Linked DNA regions of Homo sapiens: region 1 is linked to region 2. A link is an interaction called in ENCODE POLR2A ChIA-PET data of the cell type or tissue named here. Cell type or tissue: PC-9. All regions are shown on one strand. Each heading gives the region's core, and the rest is flanking DNA. Links, peaks and the distances in the headings are about the cores only.

Region 1 (8,338 bases), core at 30-8,029, 85 kb after region 2:
TAGTATTCACCATGTTGTCCAGACTGGTCTCGAACTCATGACCTCAGGTGATCCACTCACCTGGGCCTCCCAAAGTGCTGGGATTATAGGTGTGAAACACTGCACCTGGCCAATATGACTATGTTTTATTTTGTTTTGTTTGAGATGGAGTATCATTCTGTCACTCAGGCTGGAGTGCAGTGGCACAATCTCAGCTCACTGCAACCTCCACCTCCTGGGTTCAAGCAATTCTCCCGCCTCAGCCTCCTGAGTAGCTGGGACTACAGGTGCATGTCACCACACCTGGCTAATTTTTTTATTTTTAGTAGCAATGGGGTTTCACCATGTTAGCCAGGATGGTCTCGATCTCCTGACCTTGTGACCTGCCTGCCTCGGCCTCCCAAAGTGCTGGGATTACAGGCGTGAGCTACCATGCCCGGCCATGATTATGTTTTAACAAGTGTACTTACCTAGAAAAATAACTTTGACTCTGGTCCTTTTTTTCACAATTTTCTTCAATACAATCTGGATATTTTTGGCAGTATTACCTTTACTATCCTTTGCCATATTTCTTTTTCTTGAAGAATACATAATGATCCTCTCATATTTCTATCATCGGTAAAACTTCTTTTGACATTCGTGTCTCCATATAGGCTAGTTTCTATACACACAACTTGTCAGATCAACCAATGCCGATAGGAGCTTCCAATTAGTATTTCACTTTTATGAAATTTCTTCACTGTCTTCCTGGTCAAAATTCATTTGCCCTTGGAGAATCACTATCAAGGAAAAAAAAAAACACATTCTGAAATATTTTTAACTCATTTTAAAAATTGAATTGAACGTTTATTCAACTAAATTGAATACAGTAACTTAATTGAACGTCATACAGTATATTTAAAATATTTTACATTAGCCAAAATTTGCAGGATTTTATTTTTGAAATGGAAATGAGGAGGGAAAAATCAGATTTTATCATCAAATTCTGCTTAACTTCACACTCTTTGAAATGAATCTCAACTATTTCTCTGAAAATAAAGCCTTTATAAGTGTGACTATGTTCTCCATGGTACAGGTAATATTGAACAATTAAAAAAATAGAATGATAAAATGAATAGATCAATTTATTCACTTATATACTAGAAAAAATAAAATTGACATTTTCCCTATTGTTGCCCATAGACCTAGGCAAAAGGAAATCCTTGGTCAGGGTCATAAGTTTTTAAGAGTCTCACATATCATAAATATCATTTATTAAAAAACATATGGGTTCTGACTCTCAGAATTCAACACTCAGTGCTGATAGCCGAATCTATAACCCTAAACATCAGCATCAACTCTTACGCCTAACAATTGTTCAGGCCCCAAGAGAAAGCTTTGAAACATTTCTTGCCTATGTCCTCCAAAACAAAAGATGATTGCATCCAGTCGCCAGGAAAGTCTGTGAATTCTATAGCTTCCCTATCTGACACAAACACAGCTTGAGAAGGAGGAAGATATGAATGGCAGAGGTGCTTAAATAGGAGAAAAACCGATATAATTACCTAGTCAATTCCTTCCTGTCAGCATGAACACAATACATTCTCACAGAGCAAAAAATTTCCCATTAGTACATAAACCCTAACAGTCATAGAAGGTAGACATGACAAATTTACTATATTACACAATTCTCATTACTAGGTCTAGACTTATCATATGAATACTTCACTTTCATGTAGTATGTAAAAGAACATTATTTTATTAAATGTTTAATAGGATTTAACTAAATGTTTGAGAATATTAAATTAAAATGTTCAGTTTAATACAATTATTTGAATTAATTTTTGAAATTATTATTTAGAAGTTATATTTTGCATTTTAATTTCAAGATAAAACTTTTTGGAAAATAAGTTTTAGTTATTTTTACATTACTATACTTTGGTGAAAATGTATTTAATTTCTTATACTGGGAAAGCAATTACAGTCTTTTAGATGATTGAAAGTAACTTCACGTTTACATCATAGTATACATAAACGTGAAGAGCCAAAGAAGTTGAAAACAATAAAAAAACTCTTTAGAATGGTAGCTTGTTTATTTTTATTTAAGTGAAAAAAAAGAAAGAAACTAGATTTTACTTAAACATGACCAACCTAAGTTTAGCATACAGGATACTACAAATGATTAATTTAATGAAGATTTATTTTTTAATCAAAATAATGAAAATGAGAAAAAAAAAGTATCACCTCAAATTCAGAACTTGAACAGTTCAGATGAAAATCCTGCAATTTCACTTAATCATTCTTGATTAAAAGAACATTAAATGTGTCACTTGCATACAAAAAGGAGCAGGTGCATTTATTAGAACTGAAAGAAAACTGAATAAACAGCAACATATAGTGTTTAACAGTGATAAGAAAATGCCTATAGAGAATATCAGTTTGAAGTTATTTAAATAATAAAATTTGTTCATTTTTGCCAAGTGTGACATTGATTTTGTATACAATGTTTACAGAAAACAACAAAAAATATTTAGATTTAGTAAAAATGATCTCAAAAAGTGATGTAACATTAAACATGTAAACCTGATATAAATAATAAAATTAATAATCGCTAGACATGAGGAACATTTCCTGTCCCAATGCAAAACCAAACACCACTGAGGGCCATTTAGCATCACTAGGATTCTTGGCTTTGGTTCCTAATAAATATGTTAAATATACTGGAGCAGGAAGAGCCGCAGACAAAACCCCTCAGTAACCGAGTTAAAGAAGGACAGAGTTTATTCGGCTAGGAGCATCAGCAAGACTCCTGTCTCAAGAGCCGAGCTCTCTGAGTGCACAATTCCTGTCCCTTTTAAGGACTCACAACTCTAAGCAGTTTGATCTTCAGTTACCAGGCCTGGAATGCAGTGCCAGGTTGTCTGGACTCTATTAACATAACCGGTTAGGTTAGATCTTCAGCTACCAGGCTTGAAATGCAGCGCAGGGCTGTCTGACTGATTTTATTTCTTGTCTTTTCTTTAACTCCTACTTTTTCTTTGAGGCAGAAATTGAGCATAGGGCAATATGGGGGGTGGTCTCCTTCCTTATTCCCCACTTTGAGACTCTCACTTATTTTATTAGTGGGAGTTCTCATCTGTATCCTCACTACCTGCGTCTTCCTGTATGACAGATCGATAGTGATTCATGTAGTACACTTGTGCTGAAGCATTCTGGTGAACTAGAGTAGTGTTGAAACCTTTCACCTATTTGAATGAGTACAGGTAGTAAACAAGGGATCAGTAAGCAGGTTCCTATTACTACTATAATTCCTATTATAAGACTTTTAAATCCTCCTAGCACTGGGAAACATTTTCGAACAAGGCCTCAGGGTCAAATCCGTGTCATACTTGTACAGGCACATGTGCCAGTTTCATGAAGTCTTTAACTAGATCTTCGACTACTTGCCCCTGGTCATCTACCTGCAGGCAGCAATTGGTAAGGTTAAATTTTCCACAGACTTCTCCTTCAGTTGCTAGCAAGTAGTCGAGAGTTAATCTATTTTGATAGATAGCATTTCTCATCTGAGTTTCTTGCCAGGCCAGAACAGTCAAGGCTTTACCAACGATCTCCAAGACAGCTTGCCACAATATGATTCGGTTGAGCATGTAATTGGGGGTCCGGTATCCCCATGAGCCATCTTGTGCCCAAGTGGCAGGCCCATAGTATTGTATAATTTTTTCAGGAGGTCATTCATCATCTTTTCAATTACCTATGGCTATGTTTCACTTTTCGCAGGAAGCATAGAGAGGGAAGCCCAGGAGTTCACCTGTTTTTATGGGCAGTAGGAAGAAAGATGGTTTAATAGTGCCAGTAACACAACTTCCTGTCCACTCATCAGGCAGCTTAGTGTAGGCTCTACGTCCACATATCCAGTATAGCCCAGTGGGGGCCGTTCAGTCCCAGTGGGATTCTGGGTGGGCCCAAACGGTCTGCAACTTTGGAAATTTATTGAATGGATTTTTGTCTGTGTGGTTTGAACTCCACCGTGTAACTGTTTTTGTGGTACCATTATACAGTTTTTGTCCCAGGCAACTAAGTCGTCCTACAGAATGAGTGAATTCTTTTCCTTCTCTAGCTATACAATAGTGTCCAATAATTGAGACTTTTAGAACACAGAAATGATCAGGGTGATTCTTTTGGGCTGGGAATTCATCAAGAACTGGGTCTATAGGCACTAATTCTCAGGCTTCCCATGGCCATTGACCTTCCATTACAGTTCCTCCACAAACATAACTTGAAGTGACATTTAGAGACTGGGCTACATGCTCGGCTAACTGCAAAAACAAATTTCTTGTTTTTCCTGGAATTTCTGGTACTGGCACATTCAGTTTATCATAGAAGGTTTGAAATACTGGCTCAGGAGAGCATTTATAAACTTCTCAAACCATGATATTTACTCGAGGATTCAGTCCAGCCCTATCGATTCCTAGGGTTACACATTCCCTTTTTTTCCAGCGAGGATCAAGGGGGTTGGTTATTACTCATTCTAAGGGGTTACACTGACCACTGGTACAAGAAGGGCCACTTTTCCCTTTCTGAAGGTGACAGGATCCTTTTTACTTTTTTATCTAAGTAGCCTAAATGACACAAGACCAGCATCCACATTCATTTCTACACAGTCTTAATTCATGACAAATGTGCTTATTTTCTGCCATATAGCCTCTTTCCTAATTAAGAGAAGCACATCCTATTTCTAACTTATTACTATTAATGACAGCACAGGCATCAAATTTTAAGATGACTTGTTTGGGCACCCCTTTTTCTTTTGTTTTGGCTAACACTTTACTCATATCATTTATGAGCCTCTACGAGTCCTCAGTCCTTAATCTTATTTCAAAAACTGTGGTCATGGGAGGCTCAGATGGGTCATAACACACATCAGGTTGGTCATTGCTTGGGCAACATACCTTGCATAGAATAGCATTATACAAACAATTTTTTTTAGAGTCCCGGTACCCTTATAATAATCATAAAATAATAGGACTGTAGCAACTTTTTGTCCCACCTCAGTGACTTGATGTATACACTGGGAACAGTCCTCAATCTGAGGGAGGTCAGTTGAAGTCCTTACTATACGAGTCCAAATTTTAAGGAAAATGAGTCCCGCGATGAGTTTCCTCATGCTTCGGCCATGCATGGACCAGTCAGCTTCCGGGTGTGACTGGAGCAGGGCTTGTCATCTTCTTCAGAGTCATTTTGCAAGGGTTGGCAAAGCTGCTCCCATCCACATACAGCTCCTAGTCTACTGATGTTTAAGGATGGTCTTGGAGGTTGGGCCCACCAGACTAAAATGAGTCCAATACCTCTATACAGTTATGTTCAACTGGGCTCTCTGATACCGGGAGCAAGGTGGCGGGGTTTAGGGTATTGCAAACTTCAATGGTTACGCAGGGATTTTCACAGAGCAAGCTTTGGTATCCAGTTAGTCTGGCATTCGTTAGCTAATGATGTCTTTTGGTATTTATTAAAGTCACCACAGCATAGGGGGACTTTATGTTTAGGTTTTGCCCAAGTGTTAGCTTATCTGCTTCTTGTGCTAATGGGGTCATTGCTGCCAGGGCCCTTAGACATGGGGGCCAGCCTTTGGAAACCACGTCTAGTTGTTTTGAGAGATAGGCCACTGGCCTTGGCCAGGGCCCCACAGTGTGGGTTAAAACTCCAACTGCCATTTTTCTTCTTTCTGACACATAGGGTGTAAAGGGTTTTGTCAGGTCAGGTAGCCTCAGGGCTGGGGCCAACATGAGTTTTTCTTTTAACTCATGAAAAGCTCTTTGCTGTTGGTTGTTACAGATGTAGTTTATCCAATTTACATTTTTATTAACTGACACCTACCAAAATATTGACTCAAATCCTGTAGCTATTTGATTTCAAGCTTTAAATTGATCCGGTATTCCCCGTGGGACTCCAATTGTGTCTAAATGGACGTGAGAGTCGAAAGACCCATAAAGGGCTTCTCTCACTTTATGAAGTCTTATTTTTCCTCCCTCTGGTTGATGAAATGCCAGGGTGAAAGAGATAGCCAGTTGGACTAAAGTACAAGTGCCACTCCAGTTATTCGGCAGAGTGCCCAGTAAAGGTCCACCAAAATACCACCACACATCTGCTTGGGGATGAACAAAGGCTGACTGACTGATAAGCTCTTGAAAATTTTTAAGCTCATGGCATCCTTTCAGGTCTCCAAGGAATGCTAAGTTTCCTCCCTGTCATGAGAGACACGAAGTGAACTTAGTATCGGAAGAGGGAGGCTGGATGGCCCTCGGGGGCTGACCCACAGGGTGCCGGACTTTGGGATATAGCAGAGAGAGCTTGGGGTGACTTATTACTCCAGGCTATAGAATCCTGGAAAAGAGCTACCATGCAGCCTATGCCTGGCCAACTAGAAGACCATCTTAATGGAAGGGGGACAATCTGGGCCTCTGGCCTGCCATGTGCACAAGCATAACAATTGCTTTTGTTTAACGTGCAGATGGAATATTTGATCCATTTTAACCAGGCATTTGCATCTTGGTATCCTGTCTTAATTGCTAAAGTTTGTTTTAAGTCTTTAACTTCTATCATCCTCTAGTAAAATGAATGTATGGTTTTAGGAAATTATAAAAACAGGTTGGGGCAGTCCATCCTTGCTCTTTAGTGGTCCATAGAATGTTGGACCAACTATGGCATGAAAGCTCTACATCGGGGGGCAAGACTCCTGGTTGGCACTGGGGTCTTTATCAAAATCTCCCCAGATTAAATGGTCCTAGTTTACTAATGCCCAGTCTGAGGAGAGTCAGGAGGGACAGAAGTACTTTTCTGAAGTAGAAAGCTGTCTCTGACTTGGCAAGTCCCCACAGGGTATAACAAGGCAAGCATTAAATGCAATAGTTTGAGGCAAAATTGACTTGGTTGTGTTAATAACCAGATGGTCAGCAATAGAACGAAGAAAGAAGAAAGAGTAATAGAATAGATGAAAGGGTTAAATTTTTCTTAGCTTTAGTTTGGTAGGATTTTCCCCTGGGACTGTGGCCCATGACTCTGGAGGGTGTGGCACTTTGACTCAGATGTGATGAGTCCATCCCTTTTCCACTGTAGGAACAGCAGTCTCGGTGGTTAGCAGCACAAGGTAGGGTCCTTCCTAGGCCGGCTTGAGTTTTTCTTCTTTCTACACTTTGATAAGAAGGTGATCTTCAGGCTGGTGCTGGTTTACTGGAAATTCTAGGTGTGGTACATGTGCTAAAAGACTTTTAGTTTTAAGGGAAAGGAAAGTGGAAGATAAACCAAGTATATAATTTCTAAGAAATTGACTTTTTGTTTTAAATGTGGGGACATCAGCAGCGGACCTTATAGTCTTTGGTGCCTTCTTACTGAGAAATTTCCATTAGCACCTATTTTTATTAGATTTTAGACCAAAGAAAGCCAAACACCATTTTATATTTAATAATGCTTCTTGTATGATTTTTATACCAGATAAGTTAAATTTCACCTTTACATTAATGTGCTATTAATGTTAAACTTAGTTTTAATAAAACTTTGTATACATATTTACTCAATTTTTAATGTTTGACCATAAGATAAGATTTTATAGACTCTTTTTAACCTTATATAATTTTTGCTAAAGAGCAGGTTGGTGCTTTAAGAAAAACCTGTTATGCTTTTATTTTAATGTCCAGTTTACAGAAAAACTGGATGATACCTCTTTAACTTTAACCAATGTTTACACACAGAATTTTCTTTCCAATTAACATTCTAGTAACTTTTAAATTATACAACATTTCTTGCATAAATTCTTTCTTTATAACATTTTTCTCTTTCACAACTTTCACAGACAATTCTTCGACACATCTCAACTTTCTGACTTATTACAAACGTTTCTTTCTTTAAACAACCAGTTAATTTATTTCAGGACAAGAATTTACCATATACCACTCTTTTTACATAAATTCTGCCCCCCATTTTCTCCCCCTCTTTTTTTTTTCGAAGATGATAACCACTCTTTTCCAAAGCAAACTTCTTTTATGTCTGTGGACTAGACTGTCTTAAGGCCACAAGATTAGAAGTTACTATAATACATGTTACACTGTTAACTTTTAGCAAAATTTACTTTTGTTGAAAACCTTGTAAGTTTGGGATTTTAATTATCCTTTGCTATTAATAAGACCTTGTTTTGTCTAAATTAACTTAGAATTGGTATAGATGGCCTTTTTTTTTTCTTCAATTACCTGGGAGGAAACATCGATCGTCCTGTCCTGAAGGGAGTTCCTTCTAGGTCTGGCCAGGTCTTTTTATGGTAATTAAGATTTAAATCCCTTGTTAGGAAACCTGCTGGGTTAAGGGGATTTTCTTTTTTTTCTAAAAGAAT
Region 2 (8,338 bases), core at 16-8,015:
TTTATTGAATTAATAACAATGCAAACCATACAAACATTTTAAATGCTTACTAAAAAGTGTGAGCATTTTCTTTTACTAAAATATAACATTTTAATATCAGAAATTGGGTAGAAAAATAAGAACTTCCAGGGTGACTCTTACAGAGGTACAGAAATGATGTCTGAAAAAGGAATATGATGCACATGACTAGAAAGGTAAAGAAAGAGGTGGCTGACATATCAGAGAAATTTGGGCTGATAAACCAATAAAGCCTTAATGAATATCAACTGCACACAATCCATGGCTGCTTTCACAACCAGAATTATAACAACGTATCCCATTGCCTTGATTAAAATATACAAGTTATTTAAAACTAAAATAGCTTAATTATTTAGTAAAGGCATAATAAATTAAATAATACCCATCCTCACATGATAGATACTAGACAAGCTTGTGTCTCAGTGTGCACATTTCTGTTGTCTTAATTAGACAGTATATGATTTATCAGGAAGCATGTTCAGTGTTACGAATAGCACCTTATCTACTGTGCATTTCATCTGCCATTTGTCCATTATCTTTTGGTGATAGCACAATATCTACCTATGATACCTGCATGCTAGTAATTTATTTTTAATATCTTTCAGCTGGTTTGGCTGGAACTTAAAAATAGATAATAACAGCATTGAGTCTTACAACAATATAATTTCTCCCTCTTTATTAGACACAAAATGACTACCTTCTGTGACATAGAAAAATAGTGAAAAGAATTTTCTAAGAGACTTAAACATATTAGGAAAAGTCATTCAGCAAATCATTACATTGTGAGTGCTAAATCTGTCAGCTAATTGTTTAATGAATGAGTAACTTATTATTTCATCCTTCTAAGCAGAGTATCATTTTAATCCTTTTTTTCAAGTAAATAAAATATTAAGTAGCATTAATTTTCTTAAAAACTGAAATTAATGACTTTTAACTCTCCTAGGTCTTTTAACCATTTTGGTAGTTTTTCTAATACTGTCTATAATGGCTAGGGCTAATCAGAAAGAAAAAGTAGTAAAATAAGTAGACATTGTTAGGTTCAGCTATTAACTATGTTTGTAAGTGAAGCCAGGGTGTAATATTTGGGGATTATTTTGTGTGTATTGTGAATAAAAGTGAAACATATTTAATCAGAAGTGTATGCATTGATCTGCTAGGTATAGGAGCATGATAGTAGGCTCTCTGCATCGTTTTACCTATGTCCTTGAAACAAAATGTGACTGTGGCCAAATGCAATGACAGCTTGAGGATTTTGCTGCTGCCAACATCTGAGATTGACACTACTTCAGAGGATGGGTCCAGTTTTGAACAGTGGTAGATCTTTGGTAAGAGAAATGGCAAATAAATTGATTTGTCCAATCCTTTCTCTCAGTAGGATGGAAAAGTCTTTCTTTCTTTCTTTCTCTTTCTTTCTTTCTTTCTTTCTTTCTTTCTTTCTTTCTTTCTTTCTTTCTTTCTTTCTTTCTTTCTTTTCTTTCTTTCTTTCTTTCTTTGTTTTCTTTCTTTTTCTTTCTTTCTTTTCTTTCTTCTTCTTTCTTCTTTCTTTCTCTTTCTTTTTTTATTATACTTGAAGTTCTGGGACACATGTGCAAAACATGCAGGTTTGTTACGTGTACATGTGTATACGTGTGCCATGGTGGATTTGCTGCACGCATCAACCCATCATCTACATTAGGTATTTCTCCTAATGCTATCCCTCCCCTAGTCCCCCACTCCCGACAGGCCCCAGTGTGTGATGTTCCTTTCCCTGTGCCCATATGTTCTCATCGTTCAACTCCCACTTATGAGTGGGAACATGAGGTGTTCGGTTTTCTGTTCCTGTGTTAGTTTGCTGAGAATGCTGGTTTCCAGCTTCATCCATGTCCCTTCAAAGGGTGTGAACTCATTCTTTTTTATGGCTGCACAGTATTCCATGATGTATATGTGCCACATTTTCTTTATCCAGTCTAACACTGATGGGCATTTGGGTTGACTCCAAATCTTTGCTATTGTGAATAGTGCCACAATAAACATATGTGTGCATGTGTCTTTATAGCAGCATGATTTATAATTCTTTGGGTATATACCCAGTAATGGGATTGCTGGGTCAAATGGTATTTCTAGTTCTAGATCCTTGAGGAGTCGCCACACTGTCTTCCACAACGGTTGAACTAATTTACACTCCCGCTAACAGTGTAAAAGCATTCCTATTTCTCCACATCCTCTCCAGCATCTGCTGTTTCCTGACTTTTTAATGATCGCCATTCTAACTGGCGTGAGATGGTATCTCATTGTGTTTTTGATTTGCATTTCTCTAATGATCAGTGATGATGAGCTTATTTTCATACGTTTGTTAGCCGCATAAAAGTCTTCTTTTGAAAAGCATCTGTTCATATCCTTTGCCCACTTTTTGATGGGGTTGTTTTTTCTTGTAAATTTGGTTAAGTTCCTTGTAGATTCTGGATATTAGCCCTTTGTCAAATGGATAGATTGCAAAAATTTTCTCCCATTCTGTAGGATGCCTGTTCACTCTGATGATAGTTTCTTTTGCTGTGTGGAAGCTCTTTAGTTTAATTAGATCCCATTTGTCAATTTTGGCTTTTGTTGCAATTGCTTTTGGTACTTTAGTCATGAAGTCTCTGCCCATGCCTATGTCCTGAATGGCATTGCCTACATTTTCTTCTAGGGTTTTTATGGTTTTAGGTCTTACGTTTAAATCTTTAAACCATCTTGAGTTAATTTTTGTACAAGGTGTAAGGAAGGGGTCCAGTTTCAGTTTTTTGCATATGGCTAGCCAGTTTTCCCAACACCCTTTATTAAATAGGGAATCCTTTCCCTACTGCTTGTTTTTGTCAGGTTCATCACAGATCAGGTGGTTGTAGATGTGTGGTGTTATTTCTGAGGGCTCTGTTCTGTTCCATTGCTCTATATATCTGTTTTGGTATCAGTACCATACTGTTTTGGTTACTGTAGCCTTGCATGGTTTGAAGTCAGGTAGCGTGATGCCTCCAGCTTTGTTCTTTTTACTTATGATTGTGTTCAATATGTGAGCTCTTTTTTGGTTCCATATGAAATTTATAATAGTTTTTTTTTCTAATTTGGGGAAGAAAGTCAGTGGTAGCTTGATGGGGATGGCATTGAATCTATAAATTACTTTGGGGAGTATGGCCATTTTCACAATATTGATTCTTCCTATCCATGAGCATGGAATGTTTTTCCATTTGTTTGTGTCCTCTCTTTTTCCTTGAGCAGCAGTTTGTAGTTCTCCTTGAATAGGTCCTTCACATCCCTTGTAAGTTGTATTCCTAGGTATTTCATTCTCTTTGTAGCAATTGTGAATGGGAGTTTGCTTATCATTTGGCTCTCTATTATTGGTGTATAGAAATGCTTGTGATTTTTCACATTGATTTTGTATTCTGAGACTTTGCTGAAGTTGCTCATCAGCTTAAGGAGTTTTTGAGCTAAGAGGATGGGGTTTTTTACATACACAATCATGTCATCTGCAAACAGAGACATTTTGACTTCCTCTCTTCCTATTTGAATACACTTTATTTCTTTCTCTTGCCTGATTGCCCTGGCCAGAATTTCCAATACTATGATGAACAGGAGTGGTGAGAGAGGGCATCCTTGTCTTTTGCCCGTTTTCAAAGGGAATGGTTCCAGTTTTTGCCCATTCAGTATTATATTGCCTGTGGGTTTGTCATAAATAGCTCTTATTATTTTGAAATATGTTCCATCAATACCTAGTTTATAGAGTGTTTTTAGCATAAAGCAGTGTTGAATTTTATCAAAGGTCTTTTCTGCCTCTATTGAGATAATCACGTGGTTTTTGTCATTGGTTCTGTTTATGTGATGGATTACGTTTATTGATTTGTGTATGTTGAACCAGACTTGCATCCCAGGAATGAAGCCCACTTGATCATGGTGGATAAGTTTTTTAAAGTTCTGCTGGATTCGGTTTCCCAGTATTTTCTTGAGGATTTTTGCATCGATGTTCATCAGGGATATTGGCCTGAAATTTTCTTTTTTTCCTCTGTCTCTGCCAGGTTTTGGTATCAGGATGATGCTGGCCTCATAAAATGAGATAGAGAGGATTCTCTCTTTTTCTATTGTTTGGAATAGTTTCAGAAGGAATGATACCAGCTGCTCTTTGTACCTCTGGTAGAATTCAGTTGTGAATCTATCTGATCCTGGGCTGTTTTTAGTTGGTAGTCTATTAATTACTGCCTCAATTTCATAACCTGTTATTGGTCTATTCAGGGATTGGCCTTTTCCTGGTTTAGTCTTGGGAGAGTGTATGTGTACATAATTTATCCATTTTTTCTAGATTTTCTAGTTTATTTGCATATAAGTGTTTGTAATATTCTCTGATGGTAGTGTGTATTTCTGTGGGATCAGTGGTGATCTCCCCTTTATCATTTTTTATTGTCTATTTAATTCTTCTCTCTTTTCTTCTTTAGTAATCTGGCTAGCAGTCTATCTATTTTGTTAATGGTTTCAAAAAACCAGCTCCTGGATTCATTGATTTTTTGAAGTGTTTCTTGTGTCTCTATCTCCTTCAGTTCTGCTCTGATCTTAGTTATTTCTTGTTTTCTAACAGCTTTTGAATTTGTTTGCTCTTTCTTCTGTAGTTTAAGTGTGATGTTACAGTGTCGATTTTTAGATCTTTCCCCCTTTCTCCTGTGGGCATTCAGTGTTATAAATTTCCCTCTAAACACTGCTTTAGCTGTGTCCCAGAAATTCTGGTGTGTTGTGTTTTTGTTCTCATTGGTTTCAAAGAACTTATTTATTTCTGCCTTAATTTCATTATTTACCCAGTAGTCATTCAGGAGGAAGTTGTTCAGTTTCCACGTAGTTGTGCGGTTTTGAGTGAGTTTCTTAATCCTGAGTTCTAATTTGATTGCACTGTGGTCTAAGAGACTATTTGTTTTGATTTCCATTCTTTTGCATCTGCTGAGGAGTGTTTTACTTTCAATTATGTGGTTGATTTTAGACTAAGTGCTATGTGGTGCTGAGAAGAAAGTATATTCTGTTATTTTGGGGTGGAGATTTCCGTAGATGTCTATTAGGTCTGCTTGGTACAGAACTGAGTCTGAGTACTGAATATCCTTGTTAATTTTCTGTCTCATTGACCTGTCTAATATTGACAGTGGGGTGTTAAAGTCTCCCACAATTATTGTGTGGGAGTCTAAGTCTCTTTGTAGGTCTCTAAGAACTTGCTTTATGAATCTGGGTGTTCCTGTATTGGGTGCATATATATTTAGGATAGTTAGCTCTTCTTGTTGCATTGATCCCTTTACCATTATGTAATGCCATTCTTTGTCTTTTTTTTTTATTTTTGTTGGCTTAAAGTCTGTTTTATCAGAGACTACAATTGCAACTTTTTTTTTTTTTTTTGCTTTCCATTTACTTGGTGAATCTTCCTCCATCCCTTTATTTTGAGCCTATGTGTGTCTTTGCACATGAGATGGGTCTCCTGAATATAGCACACCGACGTGTCTTGACTCTTTATCCAATTTGCCAGTCTGTACCTTTTAACTGGGGCATATAGCCTGTTTACATTTAAAGTTAATATTTTTATGTGTGAATTTGATCCTGTCATTATGATGCTAGCTGGTTATTTTGCCCATTAGTTGATGCAATTTCTTCATAGTGTAGATGGTCATTATATTTTGGTTTGTTTTTGTCGTGGCTGGTCCCAGTTTTTCCTTTCCATATTTAGTGCTTCCTTCAGGAGCTCTTGTAAGGCAGGTCTGGTGGTGACAAAGTCCCTCAGCATTTGCTTTTCTGTAGAGGATTTTATTTCTCCTTTGCTTATGAAGCTAAGTTTGGCTGGATATGAAATTCTGGGTTGAAAATTCTTTAAGAATGGTGAATATTGGCCCCCACTCTCTTCTGGCTTGTAGGGTTTCTGCAGAGTGATCTGCTCTTAGTCTGATGGGCTTCCCTTTGTGGGTAATCTGACCTCCCTCTGTGGCTGCCCTTAACATTTTCTCCTTCATTTCAACCTTGGTGAATCTGGTGATTATGTGTCATGGGGTTGTTCTTCTCAAGGGGTATCTTTGTGATGTTCTCTGTATTTCCAGAATATGAATGTTGGCCTGTCTGCTAGTTTGGGGAAGTTCTCCGGGATAATATCCTGAAGTGTGTTTTCCAACTTGGTTCCATTCTGCTTGTCACTTTCAGGTACACCAATCAAATGTAGGTTTGGTCTTTTCACATAGTCCCATGTTTCATGGAGGCTTTGTTCATTCCTTTTCATTCTTTTTTCTCTAATTTCGTCTTCATGCTTTATTTCATTAAGTCGATCTTCAATCTCTGATATCCTTTCTTCTGCTTGATCGATGCAGCTGTTGATAGTTGCATATGCTTCACAAAGTTCTTGTGCTGTGTTTTTCAGTTCCATCGGGTCATTTATGTTCTTCTCTAAACTGGTTATTCTAGTTAGCAATTCCTCTAACCTTTTATCCAGGTTCTTAGCTTCCTTGCATTGGGTTAGAACATGCTCCTTAAGCTCAGAGGAGTTTGTTATTACCCACCTTCTGAAGCTTTCTTCTGCCAATTCGTCAAACTCATTCTCAGTCCAGTTTTGTTCCCTTGCTGGTGAGGAGTTGTGTTCCTTTGGAGGAGAAGTTGTACTCTGGTTTATGGAATTTTCAGCCTTTTGCACTGGTTTTTCCTCATCTTCGTAGATTTATCTACCTTTGGGCTTTGCTGTTAGTGACCTTCGGCTGGAGTTTTTGTATAGTCATCCTTTTTGTTGATGTTTTTGCTATTGCTTTTTGTTTGTTAGTTTTCCTTCTAACAGTCAGGCCCGTCTTTTGCATGTCTGCTGGAGTTTGCTGGGTGTCCACTCCAGATCCTGTTTGCTTGGGTATCACCAGCAGAGGCTGCAGAACAGCAAAGATTGCTGCCTGCTCCTTCCTCTGGAAGCTTCATCCCAGAGGGGCACCCGCCAGGTGCCAGGTGGAGCTTCCCTGTATGAGGTGTCTGTCAACCCCTGCAGGGAGGTGTCTCCCAGTCAGGAGGCATGGGGGTCAGGGACCTACTTGAAGAGACAGTCTGTGCCTTAGCAGAGCCTGATTGCTGTGCTTGGAGATCTGCTCCTCTCTTCAGAGCTGGCAGGCAGGAACATTTAAGTCGGCTGAAGCTGTGCCCACAGCCACTCCTTCCCCCAGGTGTTCTGTCCCAGGGAGATGGAAGTTTTATCTATAATCCCCTGACTCGGGCTGGCTGCCTTTCTTTCAGAGATGCCCTGCCCAGAGAGGAGGAAGCTAGAGAGGCAGTCTGGCTATAGCGGCTTTGTGGCACTGTGGTGGGCTCCTCCCAGTTCGACCTTCCTGGTGGCTTTGTTTACACTGTGAGGGGAAAACTGTCTACTGAAGCCTCAGTAATGGTGGATGCCCCTCCCCACACCAAGCTCCAGTGTCCCAGGTCAACTTCAGACTGCTGTGCTGACCGCGAGAATTGCATGCCAAGGGAACTTAGCTTGCTGGGCTCCATGGAGGTGGCATCTGCTGAGCAAGACCACTCGGCCCCCTGGCTTCAGCCACCTTTCAGGCAGGTGAACGGTTCTGTCTTGCTGATGTTCCAGACACCACTGGGGTACAGAAAAAAAAAAAAAAAAAAAAAACCTCCTGCAGCTAGCTCAGTGTCTGCCCAAAAGGCCGCCCACTTTTGTGCTTAAAACCCAGGACCCTTGTGGTATAGGCACCCAAAGGAATCTCCTGGTCTGTGGGTTGTGAGGACTGTGGGGAAAAGTATAGTATCTAGGCTGGATAGCACTGTCCCTCAAGGCTTCCCTTGGCTGGGGGAGGGAGTTCCCCAACCCCTTGCACTGCCTGGGTGAGGCGACACCCCACCATGCTTCTGCTTGCCCTCCATGGGCTGCACCCAATATCTAACCATCCCAATGAGATGAACTGGGTACCTCAGTTGGAAATGCAGAAATCACCTGCCTTCTGCATTGGTTTTGCTGGGAGCTGCAGACCAGAGCTCTTCCTATTCGGCCATCTTCTGGACTCAAGGAAATGTGTTCTTTCTTAGCAAAGTACTGTTTGCCTATATTGCCGACTAGGCATTATTTGTTTCTCTTCATCTTCTAACTTGTAGTTTTGGAGATTTTCAAGGTTTAGCATGGTATTCACAAGTGATGCACATGGGAAATAAAAAACAATTTTACAGTGTTATTTAAATCTTGAAACTTTGATTGCTTATAAATATGTCTAAATATAATATATAAGAATCATGTTCTTTATATTTCCTTATGGAACTAGATATCACTTCAAGAGATGATTAAGATTATAAGTGATAGTAATTTATGTAAATAAATTCAACAATT

Evidence for each region. ChIA-PET counts read pairs that join two places held together with the same protein. Peaks named below come from ENCODE experiments on the same cell type or tissue, not always from the same donor. Only the 100,000 strongest peaks of a DNase experiment are listed, where the experiment ranks them.
Region 1: POLR2A ChIA-PET joins it to region 2 with 10 read pairs; 2 of 35 experiments call an interaction of 5 or more read pairs at or near these places.

Annotation. Positions count from the first base shown.
Region 1 is chr3:87,730,993-87,739,330 of GRCh38, forward strand. LOC105377198 (a long non-coding RNA gene) reads right to left here. Exons shown (of 3, transcript XR_941033.3): 2 at 450-758. Among named protein-coding and RNA genes, the nearest start is that of HTR1F, 58 kb to the right of the region's middle. In PC-9, for the core only: no CTCF peak of the experiment used is centred there; DNase peaks (open chromatin) are centred at 2,879 and 3,179; H3K4me3 peaks cover 1,427 bases; H3K27ac peaks cover 1,741 bases.
Region 2 is chr3:87,646,314-87,654,651 of GRCh38, forward strand. No RefSeq gene overlaps it. Among named protein-coding and RNA genes, the nearest start is that of HTR1F, 140 kb to the right of the region's middle. In PC-9, for the core only: no CTCF peak of the experiment used is centred there; no DNase peak of the experiment used is centred there.